2 separate regions of the Homo sapiens genome follow, and region 1 is linked to region 2. Evidence: read pairs that join two places in POLR2A ChIA-PET (ENCODE). Cell type or tissue: MCF 10A. All regions are shown on one strand. Each heading gives the region's core, and the rest is flanking DNA. Links, peaks and the distances in the headings are about the cores only.

The links. ChIA-PET counts read pairs that join two places held together with the same protein. Peaks named below come from ENCODE experiments on the same cell type or tissue, not always from the same donor. Only the 100,000 strongest peaks of a DNase experiment are listed, where the experiment ranks them.
Region 1: POLR2A ChIA-PET joins it to region 2 with 7 read pairs; 2 of 35 experiments call an interaction of 5 or more read pairs at or near these places.

Annotation. Positions count from the first base shown.
Region 1 is chr5:153,274,822-153,277,755 of GRCh38, forward strand. No RefSeq gene overlaps it. Among named protein-coding and RNA genes, the nearest start is that of GRIA1, 210 kb to the right of the region's middle. In MCF 10A, for the core only: no CTCF peak of the experiment used is centred there; a DNase peak (open chromatin) is centred at 1,530.
Region 2 is chr5:153,339,613-153,342,546 of GRCh38, forward strand. No RefSeq gene overlaps it. Among named protein-coding and RNA genes, the nearest start is that of GRIA1, 150 kb to the right of the region's middle. In MCF 10A, for the core only: no CTCF peak of the experiment used is centred there; no DNase peak of the experiment used is centred there.

The DNA of each region.
Region 1 (2,934 bases), core at 341-2,840, 65 kb before region 2:
ATCTTTCCTTTCTTCTTCTTCTTCTTATAAGAACAGACTCTCCTCAGCTGACATTCTGCAGTAGGAGGAAGACAAGTAACATCCAACGGCTCACAGCCAAGTGTTTGATTGGAACACTAATACTGAATATGTCTCCTTAGAGCTGCCATGCCCAAATTATCCACTCCTCCACAATTTTGGTTTATGGACATTTTGCAGGACAGACCAAGATGCCATCTTGCTTCATTCTTTATTATCTATCTATGGCTAACATTTAAAGCTATATTTGTTCCAGTATATGTCCCAAGTATATAAATAATTTAAAAATGCATAGCTGGGCATGGTAGCAGGCTCCTGTAATCCCAGCTACTTGGGAGGCTGAGGCAGGAGAATCGCTTGAACATGGGAGGTGGAGGTTGCGGTAAGCCAAGATAGCACCGTTGCACTCCAGCCTGGGCAACAAGAATGAAACTCTGTCTCAAAAAAAAAAAAAAAAAATGCAGTAAAATTTTCCCAAGTATAATCAGCTTTTATTTCCTTCAATTAGTTTTGTTGATATGGGCAAATTTAGAACCAAGCAGAATATATGTGGACATGGTCTTTTAGGAGATTGGAGCTTAATTTTTTAGATTTATTTTTTAAGTTGCACAATTAATGCATACAAATGTATAAATTCATAAAATATAAAAGAGCAAAGAAAAAAGAGGAAGCTCTCCCTAGTTTTACTCTATTTAAAAGAAGCTTATTTTTTGCAAGAAACAGGCACAAACTTATATAAAAAATGACAACTTAAGTTAGAAGCAAAAATAAAACATAATTGTAATTAGAACCAGACAGGAAAAGAACAGTCCTTAGTAGACCAGGTCAATTGCAGTAAGAGTGTGCACTCTCACCAAGTAGTATAAAAGGAGCTTTCAATCATATCACTAATTAGATTTTTTCTGAATAAGTAAAATAGGTAAAGTAGAAAGTTGCAAAAATTATAACACGATACACTTAAAGAAAGGTCTGTTATTTTTTGTCAAGCATCTATAGAAAATGCCTGGACAAAACCAAATTACGAAATATCTTATTAGACCTATTTATTTTTGTTGAGTCAGCATTGAAGTTCATTTTTTGTTTGTGTTTAGATATACATAATTTATTTTTGGCTTAATAGAAATGTGGTCCTTCCTTATAATATCTTAATGTTCAATGAGATGGAGTAAGTGTCTCTCTTCTTAATCTTTTTTAGTTTGTTTGTATCTCGAGGGTTGGGGAGGCAGGAGATATCAATCACCTTCTCAGACCTAGTCTCAGAATCCATAATTCAAGGTGAAATTTCTGTTACTTATCAATGTTTCTGAAGTGTTTGATATGTTATAAATCAATTTTTTGCCCTACGTGGAAGTGATCACATAACAGATTTTCATTTGGCTTACATGTCAAGTCCAGGGATCCTTTTCTTGTCTCTATTTATACCCCAAAACAATTATGACAGTTAATAGGAAATCCTTACTTTTGTCTGCATCCCCTTGGCTTAGACTTCATGGCAGAAGTTCAGGACCATGGACAGCATCCCGGACAGTTGGCATTCGTATGCCTACAAAACAAGAGGCATGATCCATAGTCTCAAGGAGCTTATGGTATTGTTTCTGAGACAATAATAATCTAGAAAAGCACAACAAATAAGTATGCAAATAAATAACATAACATAGTTTATAAAATAAAAAGAATCATAGGTGAAAAAGTAATAATCCGGCAGTTATGGGATTTTAGGCAAATTATTTCCTCTCTCTGAGCAGCAATTCTTCCTTTTATAATAGGAGAATTAGATTAGACCAGTGATTTCCAGATTATTATGTTCTCAATCCAGTCAAATTAAAAAAAAAAAACAAATTTAGGTGGTAAAGATAGGATGCTTAGCCCTATTTTTTGCCAAATTAAGGGCATTAAAAATTGCTTCTATTGCCATTATTTCTATTTTTAAAAAAAAAAAAAAAAAAGACATAGACTGGGCACAGTGGCTTATGCCTGTAATCCTAGCACTTTGAGAGGCCAAGGCGGGCAGATCATCTGAGCTTGGGAATTCGTGACCCGCCTGGCCAACATGGTGAAACCCCGTCTCTACTAAAAATACAAAAATTAGCCAGGCATGGTGGTGCACATCTGTAATTCCAGCTACCTGGAAGGCTGAGGCACGAGAATCGTTTGTACCTGGGAGACAGAAGTTGCAGTGAGCCGAGATCTTACCATTGCACTCCAGCCTGGGCAACAGAGTGAGACTCTGTCTCAAGAAAAAAAAAAAAAAAAAAAAAAAAATATATATATATATATATATTTCAACACCCAAAAAAGAACTTAATCACAGAATAGAAACAGCTCGTTATAAAATAGGACACTTCATTTATTTGTTTATTCTGAAAAACATGTGTTGAATGCTTGCTGTGTGCCATGCTGTATCTGGTGGTGGAAATGCTGTGGCGAAGAAGCAGACAAGTCTCAGTGGGGATCCCATCAAGGAGATCAAAGAATGGCAACTTTGACAGTATATACTCTGTGCAGATAGATTCATTCATTCTATTATAAACTAGTGAAAACATCATCCACTAATACCCATTCTTGGACTAAAATTTGGAAACCACTGTTCCACAGGATTACCAGTTTCCAGATCCTATGGTTAATAAGGTCCAGAGGCTCTATCATAAATAATAAGTGTAAACAGGGAAGTATCAGTGTTGGTTGGAATAATTTAAACCCAATAATAAAATCTAGGTAGAGATGGAAGGCATTTTATTTTGATTTAAGTTTGATGCGAAATAAAGTGGATATAAAGTTCTTATTCTTACTTGGAATTCGCTTTTTCTACTCACTGACAAAAACATTTAAGATATTATTGGTTATCATCATGATAATTAATGTATTAGCTTATCTGGCAACCCCAAATTTGGGGGGTTGTCATTCTATCTTCCATGA
Region 2 (2,934 bases), core at 336-2,835:
CGCCACATTTCCTCTACCTAAGATGCACTTATTTATTCCCTCCATTCTCATATTAATGCTTCTAAAATTGGGATGAGTTTACCAATCAATGTGTACACTTAATGCAGTTAATTTTTTGTTTGTTTTCTAAAAAGCTTTTATTAAATCAATGGTGCAGTCACACAATCAATAGCATCTTTGATGTAAGAAAACACAGTGCAGCATTTATTGGATGATGTATTTGTCATTGCTAAAAATAAAAGTAAAAACAAGATGTCTGCCTTCAAAGAGTTTCCAATTAAACAAAAATCTAGACCAATATTTGTGAAATAAGAATAATATCTAATAACACACCCTTGCAAATAATCATTTGTTAGGTGGACATTTTTCAGAAAAAGGAGGCATCAGTACAGGTCAGAAAAAAAAAATAAAAAGAAGTTGAGATGGAGCTTGTAACTGGAGCTGGTGAGAGGTGAGTCGAAGTATTCTATAATATTCAGTCCAATGAGGTAGTTGTGGGATTGAGAAAAATAGGTTTTTAAATCTGTCAGCAATTTATTTTAGCTGTTGTAGGTGAGTTATTCAAATTATCGTTGAACTTATAAAAATGATAGCATGGAAAAGGGTATCAAATATCTTTTCTGCATTCTATATTGAAGCTAGAATTTGTTTTTCATGCAGGTATATTCTTTGTTTTGAGATATCACTGTGATGACTCATTTAGTCATAGATATTTCTGGCAAGCATCTACTCATTGTTCTCAGAAAACACGGAGACAGTGACATATTCTATATGCTTCAGGCCAAGCATTCTGAATATAAAAACATCATTCATGGTGCATACAGCTGTACCCCTGAAAAGTTTATTATATTTTCAATGACGACCACATCCTTCACTCCTGAACTCCCCCCTCCAAAAAAAAGAGAGGGATATTTGAGTCTAGATTCGGAGTTGAGAAGACTAGATTGGGGTCTCTAATCCATAGGGGCCAACTGGCGCCTGTGGACTGGAGCTGATAAGCAAGAGATGACTATCATAGGACCTTCCATGGGAGTCACAGTTATTCAATTTTACAGCAATTCTTTCCAATAATCAGTTTCATTTCTCCTTCATCTCTGTACTATAATTTCTCTATCCCTAGCTATTGCAAACTAACAGAAGGCCTACGTCATGGCCTGGGTCAAAGGAAACCATAAAGAGTGGCAGCAGTATGAAGAAATGTTCTTAAGCTGTAAGAAGAGACTGATGACATCTAGAGAAATGGTTGATAAACAGCAACCAGGGAAAGTAGGTAAATTCCCAAAAGAGGCCCCAAAATGCACATGGAGAGAAATTTATTCATATTCATGAAGGATAGGGTGTATTCAATATTAGTAAAGTGCTAAAGAGAAACATGACTCTGAAGGCCTCTGGGCTTTGAAACAGTAAATATATGTGTGCTTTTTTTGGAGCAAGGGTCCTTAGGTTCTAAGTATTCTGTAACACAAAATTTTTTTATAAACTATTTAACTAGACATTAAGGATGGCAGGAATAGGACAGACTAAAAAAAAAACGAAGGAGTTTTACAGAAAAAAATGTTTTTTTTCTAAATACATATTTTAAATATACCAAGGAAAACATTTTAGAATGTCAGCTACATGTTTGGTAATAGATTATATATAATTAGACTTTAAGACACACTATATTATCCTTCTTGAAAATCATTGGCTTTTTGTTCCAGTGCTTTCCCAGCAAGTCAACAGATAATGCAGCTGCCCTAGGGAGCTTATTCTTTGAGGAAGGTTGCAAAGCCCTGGGCACCTGGCTAATTAAGAGCCATTTATCATTTTAGGGTTCTACAGTATTAAAACATGCCAAGCATTAAAAGTGGAATACATCCTAAGGAACTAAACACACACATACACACACACACACACACACAAATATACACACATACACATATATACACATATACATACACACATTTATATATAGATATAAATGTGGATGAATAAAAATGTTCATCTTAGGTTTATATATTATAGCAAAAAACTGAACACTGAAAACAACCTAATTGAAAACCACTTAATATCTAATGTACAGAATTCTTTTACTAAATTACATTGTATCCATATGATGAAATATGATGCAACCATTAAAAATTATACTATATCAAAATGTTAATAGCAACTATTATTAATAACAAGAATGATAAATTCTGGATATTGTAGCTTCTTTTCTATTCTCTTTCTTTTTTTACTGATCTATTTCTGCATTTTCTAAAATAGTCATGTTTAATTGTTCTAGCAGGCAAAACAATAGAAGTTGTTAAAAGTGGGTAGGGAAGAATATTTGTGATCATGGAAAAACAATTCTATATTACTAAAAAAGGAGGGTATAAAGAGTACTTGCAGGACAATGTCATCTGAAATGTAGACATGTACAGAAAAAAATATTTAAAGGGAATGTGGTAAAATGTTGATAGGTAATTATATTTATTATATTTTTCTTTGTCTTTTCTTATATTTTTCAAGTTTTCTGCACTGAACATGAGGTTCCTTTTTGTTTTTTGTTGTTGTTGTTGTTGTTTTGTTTTTTGTTTTGTTTTACAGAACTAAGGGGTACTAATGTCATTATCAGGTTATTTCTACTTTAACAAACAGCCCTGTCTAAGGATTGGTTAACCTTATGTGGCCATTCCCTTTAGCACCCTTTGCAAAGATTCCAAAAATGTCAGCCATAATTTAAGCAAACAGCACTCTCTGTGGCCCACTGAGAGGCCTAATTTAGGCTTTGTGAAATGGCCCCTGTAATGGTGTCCCCATCTGGTATGTGTGCACATGTACATATACATGCATACACACACATATGTATCACATACACACACACATAAAATGACAAATGCTATCTTGATTCTTCCAACAAGCTTTTAGATTTTCAGCAACTTAGCAGAAAGAAGCATTGAAATATGTTAA